Regions from separate parts of the Mus musculus genome. Here all the other regions are linked to region 1. The links are chromatin loops, found by intact Hi-C in ENCODE. Cell type or tissue: left cerebral cortex. All regions are shown on one strand.

Region 1 (5,000 bases):
AATTACGTGTTGAGATGGCTGATTGTGGGGTGTGTGGGACGATGCATGGAAGTGAGAGGAACTCAGGGGGCCTCTGTCTGAAAATGGCTCTGCAGAAGCTGGCAGGTTACTTTTTTGCTATTTCCCCCAACTGGGAGCAAAAATCAGCATTCTACTGTCTCCCTCCTGGCTATAGACTCCTGTAATCAGACACCTGCGGTCAGACACCTATCTCCAAGCCTTTTCCCACCTTCACCCACTGTACCCTGAGCCAAAATAAACTCTTCATTCCTTAAATTACTTTTGTCAAGGTTTTTGGTTTGGTTTGGTTTGGTTTTTGCTATAGCAATGATAAAGCTAACTTATACATCAAGTTTTGTTATGTACCAAGTTTTCTACTTTTGGCAGTATTTTAAAACTGTTTTAGTAGTAGATATTTTTTTATTAAAAACATCCACTTCCTGCCAGGCAGTGGTGGCGCACACCTTTAATCTCAGCACTTGGGAGGCAGAGGCAGGTGGATTTCTGAGTTCGAGGTCAGCCTGGTCTACAGAGTGAGTTCCAGGACAGCCAGGGCTACACAGAGAAACCATGTCTCAAAAAAAAAAACAAAAAAGAAGAAGAAGAAGAACAGGAGGAGGAGGAGGAGGAAGAAGAGGAGGAAGAGGAAGAGGAAGAGGAAGAGGAAGAAGAAGAAGAAGAAGAAGAAGAAGAAGAAGAAGAAGAAGAAGAAGAAGAAGAAAGAAAGAAAGAAAGAAAAAAGAACAAACAAACAAACAAAAAAAACCCATCCCCTCCCTAAAGAACTTAGCCTGTACACATGACATGTAGAGAAAATGCCTCTAAAACAACGCTAATTAAATGCCATTGAAGATGGTATTAACATGAAAAAACTCTGCTATTACAACTCAGCAATTCTGACACTTTAATTATGTTAAGGATACAGTACTTACAACATAGAATAAACTACAGAAAAATGATTTATAGAGTGGTATGGTGAAATTTCAGTATACAATTTAAATCTACAAACTCACTTAAAACTTTATTCCTCTAAAAATATGTTGTTATTGTTTCACTACAGTATTCTTCAGATACCACACTTTAAAAAAATAAAGTTGGGCTAGAGAGAGGCTCAGTGGTTAAGGGCACTGCCTGCTCTTCTAAAGGACCTAGGTTCAATTCTCACCACCTACATGGAGGCTCAAAACTTCTGTCAACTCTTGATCCAGGGAATACAACTCTTCTGGCTGTCATGGGCACTGCATGCACATGCACATGCACACACACACACACACACACACACACATGCCAGCAAAGCATAACACACATTAAAAACAATGAAAAACAAAAAGGTTTTCATTGCTCAAACAAGGTATTATCAAAATAATACCTGTACTAACCCTAAAAATAAATATTTGCCCCTAAGAGAGCTGAGCCATAGTCGTAACTTATATCAAGGTCCATATTTTTTGATTGTTCAAAACCAAATATACTCCAGTGAAAAAATTATCTACCCATAGGCAAAAACTATATACTCAAAAACCTTCCACAGAACACTGACAGAATTTAAGTTTTCAGTTGACAAAATAATATAGTGCCAAGAAACATGAGCGTTCTTAGTTGTCAATAAATAAATATTAACTATAACTATGACTCTCACATTACTTAACCAGAAATAATCTAGAACTTGTGCTCCTTTTTCTGTCTGTGACCCCCTAAGATTGCAATTAATTTGTCTATGCCTCACCATACAGTTCAATGTTCTAGCATGCACAAGGCTTCGGGTTCAACCTCCAGCACCGCATTGCTTGGTAATGTATAAACCCAAAACCTTGGAGTCAGAAGCAGGAGGTCAGAGAAAAAAAAATTCAAGACTTTGAGGGTAGCCTGGGCTACTTGAGGCCCTGCCGCAAATTTAAAATTAAAAAACAAACGTACAAAAATATGAAGATTTAACAAACTACAGACAGAGAGAATTATAGATGACTAAAATTCTTCACCCGGTGGTGGAAACAAGTGTGTTTGTGGCCATTCTGGGATGCATAAGACTCTGCCTCAAAAAACAAACAAACAAACAAACAAACAAACCCGGAGGATTATCACCTAGAAATAACCGAGAGAGGAGACAACTCTAAGAGCCAGAACAAGTCAAGAGTTGGCCATGGGCTCCTTTTCTCCTGCTACACAGAAGAGCATCCCGGAACCCCCATGAAGTCAGTGAGCGACCTTGCTTCAAAAGATACCCAAGGAGACCGCCACGCGACCCGAAACACGGGGCCTGCGTGGATTCCAGGGGCCCCAGACACGCATCAGCTCTCGGGTTAGCACCACGGTGACAGGCGCCTCTGAGCTGAGCAGCACGGACCCACCTCACGGAATCCCAGTTGCCGCTGAGTGGAAAGGACGCGCTAGAGGGCGCCCTGAACGCGCGCCTCAGCCCAACAGCAGCCAGCCTGCGACGCTGTCTCAGCTCCACTCCGCCTCCCCGCGGCTGGGCGCGACACCTCACCCGCCGCGGGGACCACTGGGACTGGTAGTACGTACGCCCCGCCGCGGAGGCTCACGGGACTCGTAGTGCGCCTCTGCCCTACCGCAGAGGCTCATGGGACCTGTAGTACGCCCCGCCCCGCTAGAGCGCCACTTAGCGGCACCCTATATAGTCTTCAGGTCCGGCTTCCGGTTTCGTCGCGCTGCGCTGGCACCCAGCCTGTGCGCAGCGGCGACACCTTTGTGGGCGGCGGGGCGTTCGTAGACCCTTCTAGAACCCTCTAGGCCTCGCCGCCCCTGAGCGGGGCAGCGGGCGCCGGCGACCCCGGAGTTGACGCGCGTGCTGCTGGGTAACGGGCCTGTTCCGGCGGCCCCGGGCCGCCCCTGCTCGGTTCCTCTGTGACCTCCAGGGCCCCTGACTGCGGGAGCCGCGGCGGAAGACATGGGACTCCCTCGGTGCACCTGTGACGGCCACCTTGACGGGGGAAGCGGTGGCGTCTTCGAGGAAACCGGAAGCCCGTGGTGACCCCTGGCGACCCGGTTTGTTTTCAGCCGGCTTCCAAACACTGGGGAAGCGAAACCCGGTGGCCTTGGGGACCGCCCTACGTAGCCAGGGTTCAGGGTGAGTGGATCGCTCGCGCTCGCCCGGACGGTGGAGACAGCCAGGAGGGGCCTGGTGGCTGTCGCCTGGCCAGACGCACTTCGCTTTCTGTCCCCGGCGCCCTTCTGCTGTTCAGAGCGGCCCAGTCTAGCATCCCTGGTCCCTGCCATCCCACAGCCCCGCTTCCACGGGCTTTTTTTTTTTTTTTTTTTTTTTTTTTTTGCCTTCCCGCTCGGGGATTGCTCAAGTTCGGTCCGTGCTCTTGACTCGCTGGGAACGCTTTCAGTTTTATTTCCTGCACTGGGGTGGCATTTATATCGGAGAGGGAAAGAGGGACGTGGGTAGTGCCGGTGGCGTCTGGGAGTGACCATCAGTCTAACTTGCATGTTTCAGTCCCGTTTTCCGGCTGGGTTGCAAGGCAGGCTAACAGTGGTCCTCCTCGCAAGGAACTCGGAATACTCAGAAAGAGAGATAAAATACCCATGGAAGCTACTAGAAATCAGAAATACCATGTGATGATCAAAAACATTGACATACTGAGACTGAAATTGACCTCTAATCCTTAAGTACAGAAGAGCCACCCCACCCCCGTTTGAATTTTAAGTTGGATTGAACAAAATCTTAAAACAGTTTCATTTCTAGTTCTCAAAAAATGTTCTCCTTACCCTGTCTGTAGTGATCACTCCATCGTCTTAAATGGAAAACAATTGGAATTATTCGCTGAATGGCTACAGAGTGTTGAATGCTCTAGGTTTGTAAATGGACGTTTTCATGTAAATGCGAGAGATTCATTGATGTCTAAAAGGCAGCTTGCTGTCGTGGGAATGCCAGTGGATTAGATGGATAGCCCAGATGTGTAAGCATCGAGTTTTCCACTTCCTCTCTTGAGGAGAAGGCTGCTTACTCTGACTTTCTCCTTCCCCCTTTTCTGAAGTCCAGGGCTTGCTTACCCTCCAAGGCACCCAGTTATAATTTCTAAGAGCTAGGCTGGCTCTGAAGTTGACAACTTAATTTGTATGTTTAATTACTTCATCTGTAAATTGAAGAGTGCTTACCCATCTTAGTGCTTTTTTACATTGATTTAATGAATTCTTAAGAACAAGTCAGGGGGTGGTAGCACATGCTTTTTTAATAATCCCAGCACTGGGGAGTCTTGAGTTGCAGTCTAGCCAGTGCTACAAAGTGAGACATCTTCAAGAAAAAAAAAAGGGGGGGGGGGGGGAGCACAGTTTCTAGCATATAAGTGCCTCTAGCAGAAGTGCTTCGGTAATGGTACCAGAGCATGCCATGCTTACTGAGGGAAATAATATGATTTTTAAAAAAAGCTGAATAGGATGAATATAACTTTAATGCCACATTCTGAATTGAAGTTGTTTTATTGTCAGGAAATAATTATTAACAGCATTTATGTAGGTGTTTAGTTGCATTGAAATACATTATTTTAGATAAGGAGTGGAAAGAAGGCTGCCCTTGGATTGCTTGGCCGTAAAAACTAATCTCTGGGCTTACTGCATTCAGTGAGTCAGGATCATAAAAATGAAAGCTGCCATTTTTCATATTATATATCTGATATTGTTTTTGGACACTTAATAAACTGCAAAGCATTAAGCTACTAAGGCACATATGTTTAAGTGCTGGCGTCATTAAAAAGGGGCACTTCAGAATCCCTCTTAGAGAAGCAAAAGCCATTCCTGCCCCTAATTATTTAAAGTGACAAAAGAAAAGGAATATCTTGTAATTTATTCGTTCTCCGTAAGATTTGTTCTTTTTTTCTCCACTGTTTCTTAACTGACCCGTATGAAGTAGGTTCTTGGATATCCTGGCTTTTCAGAGATAGAAAGCCAGTGGAAATTGTAAACAAGACTCACTTCAGGGAGTGCCCAGGTGTGATTACAGACAAACGCATTCACTTTTCTAAGCCTCCGTTTCCTCA
Region 2 (5,000 bases), 450 kb after region 1:
CCCAACCTAGTCAGTACCAACTTACTGCACCCACGTCCAACGGTTGGTGTATCTGGAGTGTCAAATGATGCTCTGCTGTTTCTGTCTTAAAAAAAAGAAAAGAAGAAAAAAAAAAAAAGAAAGAAAGAAAATGCTAATCGCACGCCGGGATAAAGAGGACTCTGGCCCTAGTCTATTTCAAGTCTTGTATATTTTTGCACCGTACAGTAAAAAGAATCCGGTACTTGTGAAAAGTCCCTCACAGTGTTTAATAGAAACGTAAATGGCTGAGTGGCCCCAATTAACACCTTGTGATAAGGCATTCCTAAGATGGAGTGTCAGACACCAAATTGTGAAGAGATGTATCTAATTAATCCTCCTAGGATGACACCGATAAACAAGCCTCCATTTAAATAAAGATCAAGGTCTGGGAACCCGGCCGGCTTGTTTACACTCCCCACCCGGGCCCTGCGCGCTTTTGCGCGGGCACAGGGCCGTTCGCCGGCGCGAGGCTGAAAGAGCGGCTGGGGGTGAGTGGAGGAGTCTGCCGGGTCGCCCAAGTTCGCTTGTCCTCAGCTCTTGCTATAAACAAAAACATTCACTTAAACAGACAAACTGAACCGGACGAGTAAAACTCGGCACAAACCCAAAAAGATTCGTGGTTGGAAATATGTATTCGTCGCTAAACAGTCTGGTTTTCTAGATAAAAAGGAAAGGTATAAAAAAGCGCGTCAGCAATCCCCGTATTCCTTGTTTTACTTTGGGGGAAACTCGGACCAGGACCTCCCTCCCTCGCTCGCTCCCTCCCTCATCCCGGCGCAGGTTACTTCTCGGTGGATGCAGGTTTTCTATGCCTCGGTGCAAAGGTCAAGAATTACTGGGTGGAGGGTTGTGCCCCTGAGCGTGGGCGGGAGGATACTTCCGATACCTGGAAGGAAAACCGGGGAAGGCGGGAAGAACCCCAAAAGAGTTTGGGGTCCAAAGGGAAAGCTGCTGGTCAGTTGACCTTCATCTTGACCGGTGTTCCGGCTGCGGTTGGAGCGGGCTCACCGCTGTAATTTATGACTCAACCTCAAGGGGTGCTGATGCTCCAAATTTCCTGTTAGTCTGACCCTGTTTCCCTCCTTTCTAACTAAGCTTTAAAGCCGGAATGAAGAAGGCGGGAGGCTCAAACCCGAGTAGAGGGTGGGTGTGGGGGGAAGACATGCAACAGAGGCAGAGGGAGGGAAGGAGGGAGAAAGGGAGGGAGGGAGGAGGAGACAGAGAGAGAGACAGACAGAGAGAGAAAAAGAGAGGCAGAGAGGGAGAGAGAAGAGAGAGAGAGAGAGAGAGAGAGAGAGAGAGAGAGAGAGAGAGAGAGATCCCTGCAGGTGTCTTGGAAATGCTGGCGAATGGAAAAGTCCCAGATACTCTACCCACATTCTGCCGCCGGTAGGGACACTAACTTCCTGGCTTTAAAGTCCTGGCTGTTTACACTTTCGGACGTTGCTTCCACATGCTTCCTGGGACGCGCCTCCGATTGTCCTCCACTCCGCTGTGTTCAGATTTCAAAAATCACGCTTTCACCCGGTGGAGATTTCTAAACAACCAGACGAATTTTAAAATCGCACTTGAAAAGAACAAACAAACAAAAAGCAAAAAAACAAAACAAAAAACAAACAAACAAAACCCTATTGTTGCTGCACCCGAAGGAACCCCTCCACACTCCCAGCCACACCCTCATACCTCAAGTTTGGAATTTCAGACAACAGCTTGAGACTGACTTGAGAGGACCCGTCCTGCTGTGGTCCATGAGGCTAACCGGATCCCTTCCCGCCTGCGCAGACACCAGGCGGGCTCGCTCCGGGCTTGCATCAGGGCCGCCTGGGCGAGCCCAAGGTGGGCTTCATTTCTTCAGCGCTCAAGCTAAGCGATCACAGTCTGAAAGTGTGAAGTGGCAGACACCTTCTTTTCACTTTGCTTTTTTCTTCCTTCCTTCCTTTCTTTTTTTTTTTTTTTTTTTTTTTTTTTTTTTTTTTGAGACAGGGCCTCGAGCAGCCCTGCTTGTCTTTTAACTCGGCTGGGGCTTGGGGCGGGGTGGGGGGTTTAACTGAGGATGACTCTGAACCCTTCATCTTCCTGCTTCTCATTTTTTGAGACAGGTTCTCACACTAGGCTGGTCTCAAAGTCAAGGTCATCCCCCTCCTCACTTCCGGTATGCTGAGATTACAAGGGTGAGCCACCTCGGGGGAACCTCACACACCTCTTTGGTCCTGTGCATGGAGCACACTCATGCAGCTCTCCAAGAGAAAAGTTGGGTCCCCAGAGTACTCAGTGCCAGATGAAGCTCTGCCGCCGATGCCCGCCAGGGTAGCTGTTTATTTTAGGCAGCACTCACACCCCTAACCCTTTCAAACACCCAAAACGTGCGTTTACAAAGCCGGGTCTCGGGGTGTGGATGACTTCCCAAAGCTCCCTGCCTGGGCCGCTCTGCTTCCAGCCGCGGGTGCTCTCCGCCATCTGGTGGCCACAGCGAGTAACTCTCCCAGCTAAAAAACAAACCGATTTCTTCCCACTAGACAGAGGGCAAACCCCGTGTAGGTATCTTTGTTCATCCCAGCTTACAGTAGCTTACATGCTTCTTAGAATAGGGAAGGAGCCCGTGATTTAGACCCTTACACCAGTTTTCTTGGCTGCAATGTCTGCCGCTCAGGTTTGTTTCCTCATGCAAGGGTGACACGGAAGGGTTTGTCTGTAGCTAGGCTGGCCTCAGACTATTCTTGGACTGCCTCTGCTGCCTGAGTGCTGGGGTTAAAGGCAGGCATCACCGTGCCTGGGTTAAATTCCTAGTTTGTTTTACAGCAATGATCGTTATTGCATGTTAACTGAACATACTAGGGGACTTCACTAGTTCATTTCCAAACATACACTTCAGTCATGCCATCCTCCCAACTACATTTTATCCCCATCTCTCACCCACATACTCCTTCCCAAAGATCCCTGTACCATCCGGGTCATTTTCTTTGCTCCTAGTCCTAGTTCCTGCATGTGAGAAGAAACTTGAAACATTGTCTTTCTGTATCTGGTTTATTTTTCTCCAGACGATGACCTCTAGTTCCAACCCTGTAAATGGCACGCTTCCTTCTCCATGCCTGAGTAATTCCATGTTGTGTAAACACACCATATTTTCTTTATTAGCTAATCTGTTGATGGACACCTAAGCTGACCCACGGCTTGGCTACTGTCAGTAGAGCAGCAATAGCTGCAGGTGTACGTGTGTCTCTATTTTATATATCTCTAGTTTGAAAAAGGATTATTTTTTGTTTCTAAGTGCATGCCCCCACATACCCATGTATACTGTGTGCATGCCTAGAAGATAGCATCAGATCCCTGGGAGCTGCAGTTACAGGTGTTTGTGAGCCATCTGATATGGACACTGGGAACAGAACTGGGTTCTATGCCAAGAGCTGCAAGCACACTTAACCACTAAAGAAACTATTGCAGCTCCCCAGCTGCCTTAGTCAGGGTTTCTATTCCTGCACAAACATCATGACCAAGAAGCAAGTTGGGGAGGAAAGGGTTTATTCGGCTTACACTTCCATACTGCTGTTCATCACCAAGGAAGTCAGGACTGGAACTCAAGCAGGTCAGAAAGCAGGAGCCGATGCAGAGGCCATGGAAGGATGTTCTTTCCTGGCTTGCCTCCCCTGGCTTGCTCAGCCTGCTCTCTTATAGAACCCAAGACTAGCAGCCCAGAGATGGTCCCACCCACAAGGGGCCTTTCCCCCTTGATCACTAATTGAGAAAATGCCTTAGAGTTGGATCTCATGGAGGCATTTCCTCAACTGAAGCTCCTTTCTCTGTGATAACCCCAGCTGTGTCAAGTTGACACAAAACTAGCCAGTACACCAGCCAATGTAACTTTTTATGAATGTAAGATCATGTACAGTTAGACACCTTCTGAGTCCCTCTGCTTCAGAACTACTGTTATGAACATCGTATAAAGGGAAGTTACAAAGAAGAATCCCATTCTGGTGTTTGAAAACCTTATCATCCCACCCCACACCCTTTAATGCAGGCATGTCCCACTGCAGGAGCTCCCCACCTGCCTGGGTTTCAGAATTGCTTTAAGAAGCGTTTTCATAATGGAGTGTATTTACAACTTAGGCGCAAAGCAGAGAGTGACTGACAAACTGCATGGTAATCGGAAATTTTATCATCCCAATGTTTTCCCTTGAAAGCAGTCTTCTCTCAGGCTCTGAATCTTTTGGATATCTGTGTTTGATGGGTGCTCCTGTAAGCTTTCTTACAATCGTGCATATTTGCATCTCATGACTAGAGAGAGAATATGGGGGAAATAAAACTGTAAGCCTGGTACTTCCGAGCTTTAGCAATCCCAACGGCTCTTACAGATTTGTTTCTAACACGGAATGAACACTGGCTCCAAATGAACAGTATAGAGAAAGTGCCTATGATGGTTGGCTTTCATTGTCAGTTTGGTACAGTCTAGAATCACCTGGGAAGAAAGTCTCAGTGAGGGACATTAGGTTGGCCTGTGGGCAAGTCTGTGGGTGAAGTGTCTTTATTAAGCTTACCGATAAGAGACAACCCAGCCCATTGTGGGCAGCATCATTCCCTAGCAGCCGCCTCCCCTCCATCCCCCACAAAACTGTATGGGAGTAGAGAAACAGAGCTGAGCACAAGCAAGCAAGTGAACACCCATACATTTAGTTCTCTCTACTCTTGACAGTATGTGATGTGACCAGGCCACTCAAGCTCCTGCCCCTGTGACTTTTCCACAAGTAATGAACTATAACCTGGAGTTGTAAGCTACAATAAACTCTTTCTCCTGTAGAGAGAAAGATTCTGAGATAGAGCCAAGAGGGAGATTTGTCCCAGAAAATGTGAGGAGCTAGACACATGGTACCTGACCACAGGTAACCAGACTTGTGGCAGAATGTAGGCTAAAATAAGTGGGATATTTTAAGTTAGGTCTAGCCATAGAAGAGCCTAGCCATATGGCCAAAGTATATGTAAGTATG
Region 3 (5,000 bases), 1.6 Mb before region 1:
AAGTTGCTGCACTGCAGTGGGATTTAGCCTTTGTAGAACACACAGCACACATCTCTGTTCGCAAGCATTTTAGACCTTGATTGACGGGACCGTGGGAATCATTTTGTGGCTAATTTTTGCATCTCTAGTCTTTAGCACAGTGACAGTTTCTTGTTTAATTTTCAGTGACTATTCTAGAACAACGCATGATAATTAAAGCCCTTAGCAGGATCTATCAGAGATTTTTACGTTAGAGAGCCCATGATCTATTGAGGAAGATTCATCAGCCAGTGGTATAACACAATGAATTTCATGGTATAATATGTACAGGCGATAACAAGGGGCAATCACATCCTGTAGGCTAGCTCTGGGGAAGGCTCCTGAGGAGCAGAGATAGCGGGAATGCACCTTGAAGGGTCAAGGAGAATTTACCCAGAGATGGGAGTGGAGGACACAGCCAGCTGCAGAAACAGACTTTAAATATAGACAGAGCGCTCAAAGACAACCAGTGCGTGTCAGAGAGCGCCTAGCCCTGGAGTGGTGGAGCCAGAGCCAGAAGAGAAACCTGGGCAGGAAATCTGAGCCAAACTGGAAAGTTTGATATGCTGTGCTAAGAAGGTTGAGTTTTGTTCCTTCTTGGTGGCTTTAAGCAGAGAAATGACAGGATCTGTATTTCTAAAATGCCAGTGGCCGTATACAAAACTGGATTCTCAAGGAAGCAAGTGAGTAGGGGCCACTTGCAAATGCAATGTGCTGAGATAATGGGGAAGTGAGGGGGGGGGTTGTGCTGAAGGAGAGGGAGGGAGGGAGGGATGGAGGGAAGGAGGCAGGGAGGGAGGGAAGGGAGGGAGGGAGGACCACACATCCCTGAGGAACCTTCTAGGTAGGCACAGATAGAATGGGGAGGCAGACTGGAGAGTCTCTGTACACTCACAGTATCAACTCCTTCTTGCAGTTTGGAGTTTGTTTAATTGTTTGTATAATCCAAGGTGGCCTTGAATGTTCATTTATCATTTTTTAAAGGAGAAGCATATGTCTGTCTTTGAATTTGGGACTCTCATTAATCAGTGGAACCATCCCTGCGCGTTCCCTGACTTCTGTCTATGGTCTTTATGGGCGCTCAGACCCCTGCGCTCTCATCACTGAGGAGAACGGCCATTGACTGTCTTCTCAGAGCTCATCTGAATTAACTTTATATCCCTTTGTAAAGGATGAGGCCAGGGTAGAGAAGCAGCCGAGAGGCGGCCTGAGAGGCAGGTCCTCATTGGCTCCTTGTTCTTCCAAGTGAGCAATTTGCCTCTTTAGAGACTCCCAGGCATGAGTCAGAGCTCTTCCCGAATCACAGTTCTCAAGAGAATGTTTCCACATGACCAAAACACAAAACAAACAAAAAGCAAAACAACAAAAGCAACAACAACAACAACAAAAACCTAGAAACAAAAAAGCAAAACCAAAACCTAAAAAATCCAAACCCGAAACAAGAAGCTCAGCAGAGGAGAAACGAACAAACTTCTGTGACAGGAGAGGAAGGGCCAGCAAAACTGTGGTCTTTGACAGCATTTGTGAGCATAGGTCACACAGCGCCACATAAAGCTAGACATAGATGTGTCTGGGAAGAGAGAATCTCGACTGGGGAATTTCTTCCATCACGTGAGTCTGTCTACAGCGCCTTTTATCACTTAGTACTTGTGGTGGCACACGCCTTTAATCCCAGCACTTGGGAGGCAGAGGCAGGCGGATTTCTGAGTTCAAGGTCAGCCTGGTCTACAAAGTGAGTTCCAGGACAGCCAGAGCTACACAGAGAAACTCTGTCTCGAAAATCAAAAACAAAAACAAAACAAAACAACAACAACAAAATCACTTAGTACTTGATGCAAGCGGTCCCAGCTGAGCGTGGGTACAGGACTCCTAGGCAGGTAGACCTGGCCTGTATAAGAAAGATAGCTAAGCATAGGGGAGGCCTGCCAGGGAGCGCTCCTCCATGGTCTCTGCTTCAGTTCCTGCCTCTAGCTCCTGCCTTGACTTCCCTCAGTGACAGACAAAGACTGAAAGCAGAAGATGAAATAAACCATTTCATCCCCAGATTGTTTCCGGTCCCGGTGTTTTTGACAACAGCAGAAAAGCCAGCAAGGACAGCATCAGAACAACTGCTTAAAAATCAACAGAAACGGATCCTTACTTTCATCTCTACTTCTAAAATGCTATAAATTGAAATATGTAAACTTTAAATGTTTAAATAGCCCCGGTAAGATCACCCTATCATTTAAGTAGACAACTGTTGCTTCTTGCCCAACTAGAATTAAGAAGCTCCAAAAATTTCAGAGAGGCAAGAGTCTCTTTCTCCGGTACAAGAAAGAGACATTTAACTGTGGCCTTCCAGCATCTTCCCACTTTGGCTGCTTCTTTGGAAATAAAAATTTTATTCCCCTGATAATTTTGTGCCGAGTGGTGATTGTCAAGACATCGGCCAACAGGTGGCGCTGCAGGTCCGTGTCAACGTAATTACGAGGCGCCTCTGGTTTTGTATAGAAACAGAAAATCCACCTGTCCTCCACAGGAAATCACAGGGTCTCCTGGAATAGCCTAAAAGGCTTCCAATAAATATAAACCCCAAGGATTTATAGCACTTCTTACTGCTTGCCCAGAGTCCTGTGCTAGAGAAAGGACTACCCGAAAAGTTTGACACTTACAGCTGTTTAAATATATAGGAAAGGGGCAACGCGTAGAACTAAAAGTCAACGTTCCAGCCTGGGATTATATAGCATGATTTACAGATGTCGTGATGAAAACCAGGAAGGATGTTACAGACGTTGCAACCATTTGAGTCTCACTGTTCACCGGCCAGATCTGCAGTGCTGAGCTTGAACTTGCTACCCAGCCCAGAATAACCGTATATGCCCGATCCTCCAGACCCCAGTTCCCAAGTGCTAGGATTAAAGGCATGCAACACCGTGCCGGGTTCTAAGTGGTTCTGGAGCTCAAATCCAGGGCTTCTGATATGTTAAGCAAGTATTGTATCTGGTGAGCCACTTCACCAGCCTGCAGAACTGCGGTTCGTAATCAGAGACGAACGGTCCTATTTGATAGTATTCTTAACTATAGTTGAACGCAAGCAAGCTGCCGTTGTTGTAAAAGGAGAAACCAAGATCCAGCAATGGGCAATGCCAAGACTGTTGAGTAGTAGGTCCTAAATCCTAGAGGTCTGGCTCAAACTTAGCTCAGAGATCTGCTTGTCTATGCCTCGTCAGCCCTGGGATTATGAGCGAGTGCCACCATGAACAGCCATTTTTATGTGGGGTGTGAAGATTGAACTCGGGTCCTCCTGCTTGCAAGGCAAATGCTTTCCTGACAGAGCTATCATCTCTCCCGCTGGAGAAACACCTTCTTCCGACACACCCTTTACTTCCTGGACAAGTCACACTACAGAGAACTCCTCTAGAGTTTCTTTGTTCAAGAACAGCCTTTGAAGAGGCGGCTGTTTAAGGCTTCAGCCCACAGAAGAACGGAGGGATAGGCTGAGCTGTAGTGGGGGAAGGGAGGCCAATGCTGTTTCTTCCTGTTGGTCACAGAGGAGGGAGCAGTTTTACACATTCCTGTGGCCCTGACTTCTGAAAGGACTTCTTCAGAGACTGCAACTTGTCCAGATGCACAAAGACCATCTTCACTTGGTCTGGTTTCTAAATTGCTCTTGGTGGGAATGTCTTCCGCAGCTGCTCGAGAAGGCTGAGCCAGCTGAAGACCAGGAGGGAGTGGCTCTTCAGTCATTATCTTCCTTCCAGAAAAAGCGATTTAGGGAATCCTTTAACAATAGAAAACTGGGCAGTTGTGCACAATTCAGTGCTTGGAGGGAGAGGCACAAGTTCAAGGTCACCACTGGCTGCACACAGTTCATAAAATCTACTCCTACCCCAAATCCCCCCAAAAAGGAGAAAAGAGAAATTGAATGCTCTAATAGAGAATTTATTATCTGCTAAACTTTAATCAATAATAGCTAATGCGTTAAATCATCGATTTTTTTTTCAATTTCTTACTACAATCTGGATGACCGGACTGGGTTTGTTTGCTTGTGAGAGGTGTTGGAGAGCTGAAATCCATCCTTGCACACAGTAGGGCAAGTCCTTGCTGAGCTACACCTCTGACCTCTCCAGAGTTTGAAGTTTGTTTTCTGCTGATAAACTCTGAGATTCATACTGGTGAAATTAGTTGTCCAAGGTCACAACTTATAAGGAGCCAGCACATCCCTGCAAGTGACTCAGACCACTGCAGATGGTAGGACCAAGTCCCATCCTCAAATTTGTCTGATTCCTTGCTAGGGTCTTATTTTTGGTGGTATTTGTGTTGGTGTCAGTGTATATGTGTGCCTATGTGTGTGCACATGCCTCGGTGGGGGGTAGGGTGGGAGGATGGAGGGCCTGAGACTGTAGAAGGAGATGATATTTTAAAGTGCTAAGCTCGGGTGTCTTACACTAAAGCCTGGCCCCTTTCGATGGATCATCTTGTTAATGTATTCCCTTTTGGGTAAATCTACTGTGATTTGATGGGGAACTGCATCACATGTTAAATAAAAAGCCTACAGTGTGTAGCCTCATTATGGCAACACAAAGCCTCCTTTCAAAATCAGACATCTGGGCCTCTGCAACCCGAGAGGAGAGTCTGTCCAGCTTCAAAGATGGGGGAGCCTGGCAAGGCAGACGCTTGCAATATGATCCCCTACTTTTGCTGCCCCTCAGAGAATCTCTCCCTTTGTTCCTGAATGGAGGAGTGAAAAATCAGAGCAGTCTCACTTCCCTTTGCCCTGGTTCTGTGCACTCCGGGAAAGTATCGCACAGGTGTGTATTGTAAATGTTTATATTGCCTACGAGGAGAACGGAGACAGCTTTCCAACTAAGATGGGAGTTTGCACTGGGTGATTCAGTTTCATGGTTTTTCCCTGCCTCTTTCCCAGGGAGTACCAGGCAAGAATGTGAACGACGATGTGTCACAGAAAGCCTGCATCCATATCCTAAGAGTTCGAGTGCTGA
Region 4 (5,000 bases), 470 kb after region 1:
CCTGCTGGCTTCTAGTGTCCTTTTCAACTTCTCTCTGCAGTGTTTTTACATCTTTCCTTGCAGGCATCTCTTGCTCTCTGATTGGCTCTCCTCCTAGGTGGCCTGTTTGTTTTGTTTTGCTTGGTTACTATAAAGGGAATCCTCTCCAGATTTCTTCCTCTTAAAGTTCACATCATTGGGATGTTGAAAACTACAGATTATTGATGTTCATTTTATATCCTATGGCTTGACTGTAAGTATTTATTTCTTCAATCTAAGAATTCAGATGAAGTCTTCAGGGTCTCTGAGATACTGGATCACATCTGTGAATAGGAAATGTTTGACTTCTTCCTTTTCTGTCCGGATCCCTTTTCTTTCTTTTCTCTTAGCGCCCCATGCTGCACTCCCAACTCTGCAGGACATGTTTCCTGCTCTCCTCCATTTAGAATAAATTTAGAGTTTAGATGTTTGTAGCGTGTAGCTTTAAGAGCTTTTGTTTTCCTGTGTGTGGGTATTTCGCCTGCATTTCTGATTGTGCACCACATGTATATCTGCTGTCCTCAGAGGTCAAAAGAGAGTCTTAGAGCCCCCAGAACTGGAGTTACAGATGGTTGTGAATCACCATGTGGTTTGGGTGCTGGGAACCAAACCAAGGTCCTATGCAAAAGCATCGAATGCTCTTATCTGATCTGTATTGTGTTGAGAAATTTTGTGCCTTTGTTCATCAGGGAACTTGGCATGCAGTGTTCTTTGTGTGTGTGTTCTTATCTAGTTTGGGCATTAGTGTAATACTAACGAGCTGTGCTCCTTCCAGGTTGTCGAGATTGCCAATTTCTGAAAAGTATGGTAGAGTTCAGCTGTGAGCCTGTTTAGTTCTGGGCTTTTCTTTGTTGGTGGACTCTGCTACTGTGTGTGAGGGAGAATTGTGGAGATCAGCCACATCTGGACAGCCCTCACATCTGGACAGCCCTCACATCTGGACAGACCTTGTTGGGCTACCCAGGCCACGGTCTGTCAGTCAGACTAATACATCCCATGTGTCTATATATCCACTCCATTGGCTCTGCTCCTTTAGAGAAAGAACTCTGACCCAAACACTGCCCATCTCTAGTTTTATTCATGTGGAATCACCCCATTGGTTATTTTTGCTAGAGTATTTCTGTTTGCTTGTTGTTCTTGTTTTTTTGTTTGCTTGTTTGCTTGTTTGTTTGACACGGTTTCTCTGTCTTAGCTTTGGCTGTCCTGGAATTCACTCTGTAGACCAGGCTGGCCTCAAACTTAAGAAATCCAAGTGCCTCTGCTTCCTTAGTGTTGGGATTAAAGTTGTGCACCACCACCACCGCCATCTGGTTAAAATGTAAGCTCTCATAACCTTTCCTGTAAGCAATTCTGTGGAGGCATTGTCTTGTTTAATGATTGATAGTGTGAGGGTCCAGCTTAATGTGGGTGGTTCTACCCCAGGTAGGTGGTGTTGGGTTGTATAAGAAAGCAAGCTGAGCGATCCACTGGGAACAGGACAGCAAGCACCACTCCCCCTTTGGCTCTGCTTCAGTTCTTGTCTCCAGCTTTCTGACTTGAATTCTTGCAGGCAAACTAAGACAAGGTAGTATATATGCCCAGAGACAGGACTCCTTCACTTAGGTTTTTGACTACGAATCTCCTCCTCTGGCATGTGACTGGCATTGGAAGTCTTGTGGGACTGAGGCCTAAACCTGTGGATCTGGTTTTCTCTGTCTCTCTGTCTCTCTCTCTGTCTCTGTCTGTCTCTGTCTGTCTCTGTCTGTCTCTGTCTGTCTCTGTCTCTGTCTCTGTCTCTGTCTCTCTCTCTCTCTCTCTGAGTCAGGGTGTCCCTATGTAACATAGGCCCATCTGGCCTGGAACTCGGAGATCACCTGGCCTCAGCCTCCCAGGTGCTGGGATTAAAGGTGTACACCCCCATGCACCAGTTCTTAATGTTCTGTTCAAAGAATCAGAACTGAATGGATGCCATCCAGGTAGTAGCTTGTGCAGAACCCAGAGTTTCGAGGTCATATGGGTCTTTGTGAGCAGAGGTTTCAGAAATATTCTATGTTGTGCAAGTGTAGGGGGTTCTCAGCAGATGGAAAAGTCTAGGTAGGGGAAGACAGCTCCTTTGGAGTGCAGCCACAGATATTAAGCACTAAAGGCAGATAATTCTGACTAGGCAGAAAATTGTGCACCTGTAGGCCTCAGCTATTCTGGAGGCAGGAAAATCACTTTAGTTAACAAATTCAAGGCCAGTCTGCCTAATTCAGCCAGACTATTTATGTTTGAGACAGGATCTCACTGTAGCTCAGACTGGCCTTAAATTCATATAGGCAAGAATGACCTTGAACTTCTCGTCCTACTGCTTCTACCTCTGGATGCTGGGATTACAGGTATACACCATCACACCCAGTTTATGCGATGCTGAGGCTAGAGCCAATCCTTCCTGCATATGCTAGGTAAACAAACGTTCTACACCCTCAGCCCCAGATTTTCTCTTTAAACCAACCAACCAACCAACCAATGAACCAATGAACCAACGAACCAACTAGCTGGCCAACCAGCGAACCAACTAGTCATCTATACCATCCAACCCACTATCCAAAAACCTTTCGAGAGAATTCTAAACGATCGTGCCACACGACACTGAATACACTTCTGCATTCCTAGCTCTATCCTCTCTCACCCCAGCCTTCTTCACTGTGGTGCTCAGTGGTGGGATGCTCCCTATTTGACAGCACAGCTCCAAGACTCCCGCTAGAGTCAGCGCAGACGCCACTGTGCACGCGCGTTCACCCGCACCGCCTCCATATTGTCCGCCGCGGCGCTCCGTAGCAAGCCCCTGGCAAGCTCCACGTCGACCGCGCAGGCGCCCGGGGCGCGTTCACCTGCTGCCGTTGTCGCCGCCGCCGCCGCCGCTGACGGGGCTGGATGGGGGGCCGAGGCCAGCCAGGGGCACCCAGAAAGAAGAGACGCGGCGGCGGCGACGCCGACACCCGCACGACGAGCGCCCCGAGGTGCCCGCCAGCTCCACAGGAAGGCGGCGAGGCCCGGGCCCGGCCGCCCCGCGGGTAGAGACGCTGCCGGCCCCTCGCCGCGCCATGTTCAAGAAGCTGAAGCAGAAGATCAGCGAGGAGCAGCAGCAGCTGCAGCAGGCGTTAGCCCCTGCTCAGGTACGTCGTCCCCCTGCGCCGAGGCCCGGGAAGCGGGCGAAAGTTCCCCATGACCTTTGACCTCCGCCCCAGGAACACCCCCCCCCCCCAAACCGTAGCCCTGGAAGGTTTGGGACCACCCAGCCGGTGTAGGAACCCTGGCCTGGTTTCTCCCAAAACTCCGTCCCTGTGCAGGGTGACGGGACCGGTCGGGACATTTGACTTCGGAGTTTCCCCTCTAAGGACCGACCCGGTCTGACAGATGGGTGCGATGGGTTCGGGTCCTGCGTGGGGAGCTTCTCTCGCCCGTCAGAGACCCTGACTCTAGAGTGGTGACGGGGGCGGGGCAACCCAGATCCTTTGTGATATGTGACCTCTGCCCTCTGCCCCATATATGACCAATGTCCTCTGGGTTCCCTGGACATCGCACCCGGAATGACCAGGTCCCTGTAAGTCTCCTGCTTCCAAACCCTGATCGAGGCAGAGAGTCGAGCCTGCCCGGGCCAGGCTGCTCGCAGGAGCCGAGGGCGGCGGTCCAGCGACCAAGCCTGTCACGAGTTAGTCACTTCGTGTAACTTGGGTGATGGCGGACAGGGCTCAGGGGCAGACACTGAACGGGACGGGCACCGAGCCTGTCAGCAACCGGGCTCTTGCATCTTTTCTGGAAGGTCGTTGCTTTTTAAGGGAGTATGGTTTCGGGCTGGGAAAAGGGGGCGTGTTCGTGTTAGAAACAAACTACCCCTCTCCAGCACTCAGGGTGTGAAGGACGGGAGGGGAGGGTTTCTGCTGAATCTCTCCCCAGTCTCCCTGAATATCAGTAGATTGAACACGAACGTCTTTTCTTTTATGGTTAGAAACCTGGAAAGCCCATGGCTCAAGAAAGGTCGTAGTTTGGCTAAGTGGGAAGCAGTTTGGGTGTTTAAATATAACGACCCAGCATTCTGTTTCTAGAAACATAGTCTGAGAAGATTTAGGATGCAAAAACATTTAGTTACACGATTTCTTTTTTCTTGTGTGCGCGCGTGGGCAGGTGGCAGCCAGAAGACAACCATGGTGTCGTCATTCCTCATCCCTCGGGCTTTATTCTTTTTATTTTACTATTTAAAAAAGATTTCTGGATTTCTTTATGTGAGTGTCTTGTCTGTCTGTATGTCTGTACACTGTGTGAGGCCAGAAGATAGTGTTGGATCCCAGGGAACTTGTCATGCATGGTTGAACCATTATGTGGGTTGGTCCTCTGCAAGAGCAACAATTGCTCTTAACCTCTGAGCCATTTCTCCAGCACACCCCCTGGCCTGGAACTCACCAAATAGGCTGGGCTCAATGGCCAGCAGGCCGAGGGAATCCACCTTTCTGCCTCCTGAGCACTGGGGTACAAGAGTGTGCCACCACAGCTGTCTTTTTTAACCTGGATTCTGAGATGGAAACTCAGGCAAGCATTTTACCATCTGAACTGTCTTGCTAGCCCTGGCGCTGTTTTAATGGTAGCACTCTGGGGCCAGTAAAGAATTGGCTGGATACATTCTTACCAGGGGGCTGATTATTATACAGCGCTAAAAAGAAACAACGTTGATTTGGATCTCTGCTCCACATTTATTTAGTAGTTAGTATAGATTACTTAGACCTCATAAACCTATGAGGTAAATATTATTCCTCCTATAGATGAAAATGTGATGAGACCCAAAGGCAACTGCTACATAGAATCAGAGCTGCAGGCAAATATTGTCTACATAGACTGAGAGATGCTACAAGAGACAAATTAAGTGCAGCATATGAATTGTGACCCACTTTTTATGGCAATAAGAAATGTATTTTTAGGAGTGAAGCACAGCAATCTTCCACTGTAGCACTATAGACCCTCCCACT
Region 5 (5,000 bases), 140 kb before region 1:
GGACAGAGTTGTTCTATGGCTTGGGAAACTGTACAGCCCCCGTTACCAAGAATCAGGACCAAACAAAACCAAAAATAAACCTGCTGACATCTCTATTTTATGAAGTGGTGTGCCCTGTTACCCCAATGGAGCCCCAGAGGTTGGAGAACCAGAACAGAAGCCTTCCTTCTCCACAGCTGAGACTGAGAGCCCCAAATCAAGGGACTGACCGAAGCCCACATGGCTGATAAGGGACAGGAATGGAAATCAAGTTCTCACTCCCTGTCACTCGACTGCCATGCAGATTTGAGGTACAAGCAATCAGTCTGGCAGCCAACTCAGGTTAGTGCCCACTTACTTATGACAGATGACTCAGTCGGGGAGGAGCACTCACGAGGCTCCGCACCACATGTGGCTGTCCTTTCCTAAGGACAAGGCCCTTCATCTGAAGGGGCGTGTGGAGGCCGAGGGACAGTGTGAACTAGGCGCTGACTTTACTTCACTCCTGTCCCTTTGCCCCTGTCTTTCTCCTCTGTGGGACCGTTCGTTCTCTTTCCGTCAGACTGGCTCCACATTGCTAAACTAACTCGGCTGCACAGCCCACTGTGAGCTCCTCACCCCACTCAAAGCCAGCACAGTTTTATTGACGTAAGTCAGTCATGGGATGACTGGGTGACGGTGTTTCCTACTGAGCTCAGGATTTGATCTCACTTTTTAAAAGCTTACTACCTTCATACCTAGAGCAAAATGCAGTCCCAAAATCTACACTTTTAGAATTTGCCTTAGAGTTTTGTTAAGTGAATCAAAAGGACTAAAGTGATTCAAAGAAATGAACAAAAGAGGAGAGCGAGGAGGCCTAGGGACCACCTCAGAACTCAACAGCGGCATTGTCCTACAGAGCCAGGAAATCCATCTGTCGCTGTCCCTTTTGCTACCTGTGTACCTGCTGTTTGAAATGTGGCCAGTATGTCCAAAGAACCAAATTTCACATCTTGTTCCATTTTAATAACTTAACAGCCTCATGAATCTGGTGACTGTCACACTGAGCACAAAGGGTCTCTGAGGTAATTGAAGAAAGAAGCAACTGGAATATACCCTGTATGGAAGGTCAGGGTGAGCTGTGGCTTCTATTTGTACAGAGGCGCAAATATATTTTCTAAGCAGCCGGGACTTCAGTTCCTACTGAGAAAAGAGGTATCATTCTTGGAAGACCACCGTGGTGAGCTGGTGGGAGAAAGATTGGGGCTTCTGGGAACGGGTGTCTGAATCCAGGCACTGCCGACATTTTAATGACTGAATTCCCACTCACGGCTGCAGGCTTGGCACCACTTTTGGACTATTAAAAGAAACTTGTATGAGCCTGATAGGCACTGCAAAGAACAACTGCAATCCCAGAACTCGGAAGGTAGAGGCAGGGGAATCAGGAGTTCGAGGTCACCTTCAGCTATGTGTCAAGTTTGAGGCCATTCTGAGCTCTTGAGTCCCTGTCTCAAATAAGACAACAAAGAGCAAAACAAACAAACAAAACTCCACCGCAAACAGAAGTGAGACAAGGAGAGACTGTGGTGATGGGGAAAGCTGAGAAAGCAGGCGCAGACCCTGAGGTCTGTGTGCCCGATCTGGGTAAATAACAAACGCTAGTCCCGGGCATGCAGCATAGGAAAGGGTGAAGCCAGGAGGGCTGGCTGGCTCTTTCACTCAGACTTATTTTCAATCCATGGCATAAAAATATTTTTCTTTACCCACCTAGCAGAATAACTCTGCTATGTAAATGTTTCTGTGAACAAATTCAGGTTGAAATGAAGAAAGAAACTAAGGCTTCCTGCTTCCTGCAGGCGATGGTGCGATGAGAAGCTACAGAATCACAAAGAACAGGCTCTGTCCTCGGGGAGGGGAGCGGTGTGTGCGGAGACGGGAAGAGTCTAGGTCCTCACAGAGCCAGTGATAGAAAGGATAAGAACCTGCAGGGGCAGAACGCCGACACAGCAATCAGGGGTACGCTGTACGGGAGTTCCAATCATGGCTTCCGGGTGGAGGGAGAGGAACCAGAAGCCACATCCTGTAAGTCAGGTGGCGCTTGGTGACGAGATACAGATCGCTCAACCTACAGGAAGAGCCACAGCTCTCTCTAACAATGAATCCACTTGAGGATCTTGGTAAGACAGTGACTTCACCAGCGGAATGGGCTGGCAGTAGAGAGGATGTCCATTTTGCCATTCCCGGTGGTGCCACGGGGAGAGAACCTAAGGTTTAAGAGAGCTACCCTGTGGGCATGGCTAAGGAAGCTGGAGGTCGGCCAGCCTGGGAGACAGCTGCAGGACAGTGGGAGAGAGCAAGAACCTGACACCAGCTCAGGCATGCCTTCATAGGCATCCTGCACTCGGCTCCATCCTTGGTGGCAAGGACCCCGTCACCTGAGCATAAATGTGGACCCAACAGCCCCTGATGTCACAGGGTGGCACAGCCTCTGCAGCTGCCTCTTCTGCTGTTCCTCCCCTGGCTGCACATGGAGCTCTGAAGCACCCATGGGGTACTTGACTTCCACAGCCTCGTCCCTCGAGGAAGGTGCTTAGCGTTTCGTGGGCTTTGAGAGCAGTGGAACCATTAGACCCTCCGCATAGATCTCAGGACTCTGTCTGCACCCCTCCTCCACTCCAGACACACTCCGGACGGAGGATGGCCCCTGGCTATTAAACTAGTCACTTCCTAAAGTATGACATTTGGAGTCTTGGAAGCATGGGCAAACCTGCTCTGGCCCAGAGACTGCAAAACTAAGTGTGGCCAGCAGAGGCTCCTGGTACACAAAGAAAGGAAGGAAGGAAGGGAAGATGCTCTGTCAGACATCTGGGGCTGGCCCAGTTAAAACTCAGCAGCAGCCTAAATGACAGAAAAGACAAGAGTCCTGGAGTTCAACTGACGCCAGCCCTGCCTCCAGCTGGCAGACTCCATTTTGGAGGAAGTCACTGCCATGGGATGTGTCTTGCACATGTTTCTTTTTTACTAAAGGTTAGCAAGATTCTCACTGTATCTTATTGCATAAACACGTGTGTTTTTATTTTTATTCCTCTCCCAATGTTAATTTTATGCATTTTACTGGGACATCAGAAGTCTTTAGACGCCCCGCTCTGTTCCCTCCCTCTTTGTAACACTTGTCCTCATCTGTCTCCTGCCCTTGTGTTCATTTATTCCCCTCGTTTCTCTTCCATTTTCTCCTCTCCCTGACCTTTATTTGACTTCACTGATACAGTATTTTTACATGTGTCCCAGGGCTTAGGTGTGACCCTAAAAGTTCCCATGTTGGAAACTTTGATATCCATTTGGCAGTTTGGGAGGGGAGGCCTAATAGATGAGATTAGGTTATGGGGGCGAGGGGCGTCCTCAAGCCACACTTAGTGCCTGTATCATAGCAATGATGCTGGTTTTGTGGGTGTTTAGCTCTCTGCTGGCTTGACACAAGCTAAAGTCATCTGAGAAGAGGGAACCTTAATTAAGAAAATGCCTCTACAGGATCAGGCCAAAAGCAAGCCTGTAAGGCATTTTCTTAACTAGTGATTGGTGGGGGAGGGTCCAGCCCACTGTGGCGATGTCCTCTGTGGGCTGGTCCTGGGTTCTCTCAGAAAGCAGGCTGAGCAAACCATCAGGAGCAAGGCAGTAAGCAGTGCCCCTGTATGGCCTCTGCATGTGCCCCTCCAGGTACCTGCCCTGTCTGAGTTCCTGTCCTGACTTCCTTTGATGATGAACTGTGATGTGCAGTGTAAAACAAATAGCCCCTTTCCTCCCTGCTCTGCCTTTTGGTCATGGTGTTTTGTGGCAGCCATAGAAACCCTCAGTGAGATCCGCCCTTGCCTCTCATCTCCCCTCTGTGTGTGCTCATCGGCTTCCTGGAATAGGGGGAGACACATGAGGTCCTTCCCAGAGGCCAAGGAAATGCCAGTGCTGGCCTCGTGGACTTCCTCGCCTTCAGAACCATGAGCCATGGTAGCCCTCTTTCCTCTGTAAATGTTTCATCCCAGGAATCTTGTCTGTAGCTCAGAGACTTGGTGTACTTGAGAGGACACAGAGTCACAGGAAAGGCACTGATGGCCGAGGTCGGTTACAGGGCCGACAGTAGGAGTGGCCAGCTGGATGGTTGGGACCCAAGCATTTGCTGGTGCTCTGAGGTCCACAGCTGACTGGTAAGTAAGTAGAATTTAGGTCCCAGGGCCCCTGTTGGTCCATGGACAGACAGGCTATTAAAGGGGAAACTGGGGAAATCCAACTTACCCTAAAATTCCACCTGTTTGATTAAAGACGGACCCCAGTCTGATGGCTACCTCACCCATGAGCAGACACTGGGAAGCAGGCATCTTGGAAGGGTGCCCTTAAATAGTGTGAACAGAGCAGTTGCCAACAGGTAGCTGTCCCCTGGGTACGTGAGAAACTCAGACATGTGAGGCGCTCAGAAATGAGAACAGAAGAAGAACAGAGACAGGCAGCACACAAATTAATCTGAAAGATTTGAGCCTGACCCCCCTCCCCTCCCGACCGATGCATTCCTGAGAGGGCGAGGCAGGTGGACGGCATGGGCTGAGGCTGCTCCTCAGGTTGTGATTGCTGGGCGATGGCTTCATCTGGAAACGGAATCTCCTGCGCACTGTGGTTCTCTGACTGCGCTTCTCATCTCACTTCAGCTTCTGGACACAAGACCTGCTTAGTGCACACTGAGTGGGCTGGAGCAGAACACGGCTGGCACCACCCCCTGAGTCATTCTGGTCCTCACACCAAAGGTTCCAACTGTGGCAATCAGTCTTCTGACCATCTACATCAGTCCCCCAGAATGACCCAGATAATCTGCTTGGCCACACTGTGGCCCAGTCACAATTCACATCAGACCATCTGGTCACTGTGTCTCCTCCAAGGGTAGCCCAGGAAGACCATCTGCTTTAAAGCTCTGTATGTCCTGTCCAGACATACAGCAAGAGCTGAGGCCGGTCACACACGCAGCAAGCCATTCTCCCCGTGCCTCTGCGTGAACCACCGAG

What was found. Hi-C counts contacts between places; a loop is a spot of excess contacts. Peaks named below come from ENCODE experiments on the same cell type or tissue, not always from the same donor. Only the 100,000 strongest peaks of a DNase experiment are listed, where the experiment ranks them.
Region 2: a loop joins it to region 1, with 4 times the contacts of the local background. A loop is called at or near these places in 27 of 42 quality-filtered maps.
Region 3: a loop joins it to region 1, with 5 times the contacts of the local background. A loop is called at or near these places in 5 of 42 quality-filtered maps.
Region 4: it touches region 1 in a loop (3-fold over the local background); 15 of 42 quality-filtered maps call a loop at or near these places.
Region 5: a loop joins it to region 1, with 4 times the contacts of the local background. A loop is called at or near these places in 12 of 42 quality-filtered maps.

What each region holds. Positions count from the first base shown.
Region 1 is chr9:118,037,871-118,042,870 of GRCm38, forward strand. Zcwpw2 (zinc finger, CW type with PWWP domain 2) reads right to left here and starts at 2,989. Exons shown (of 9, transcript NM_001378466.1): 1 at 2,349-2,989. Azi2 (5-azacytidine induced gene 2) reads left to right here and starts at 2,652. Exons shown (of 8, transcript NM_013727.4): 1 at 2,652-3,088. In left cerebral cortex, CTCF peaks have their summits at 2,462 and 2,666; DNase peaks (open chromatin) are centred at 2,511, 2,967 and 3,381; H3K4me3 peaks cover 2,306 bases; H3K27ac peaks cover 1,447 bases.
Region 2 is chr9:118,487,380-118,492,379 of GRCm38, forward strand. It overlaps Gm33460 (a long non-coding RNA gene), which reads right to left and starts at 2,400. Exons shown (of 5, transcript XR_871343.1): 1 at 2,222-2,400; 2 at 1,705-1,899; 3 at 1,395-1,558. In left cerebral cortex, CTCF peaks have their summits at 1,035 and 2,486 (motif pointing left); DNase peaks (open chromatin) are centred at 1, 374, 499, 1,018 and 2 more places; H3K4me3 peaks cover 753 bases.
Region 3 is chr9:116,423,987-116,428,986 of GRCm38, forward strand. No RefSeq gene overlaps it. Among named protein-coding and RNA genes, the nearest start is that of Gm31559, 34 kb to the left of the region's middle. In left cerebral cortex, a CTCF peak has its summit at 2,453 (motif pointing right); DNase peaks (open chromatin) are centred at 2,459 and 3,430.
Region 4 is chr9:118,503,403-118,508,402 of GRCm38, forward strand. It overlaps Golga4 (golgi autoantigen, golgin subfamily a, 4), which reads left to right and starts at 2,916. Exons shown (of 24, transcript NM_018748.3): 1 at 2,916-3,155. The coding sequence starts at 3,084. In left cerebral cortex, a CTCF peak has its summit at 2,837; DNase peaks (open chromatin) are centred at 2,809, 3,833, 4,132 and 4,984; H3K4me3 peaks cover 2,763 bases; H3K27ac peaks cover 2,215 bases.
Region 5 is chr9:117,900,438-117,905,437 of GRCm38, forward strand. No RefSeq gene overlaps it. Among named protein-coding and RNA genes, the nearest start is that of Azi2, 140 kb to the right of the region's middle. In left cerebral cortex, a CTCF peak has its summit at 2,754; DNase peaks (open chromatin) are centred at 2,774, 4,723 and 4,927.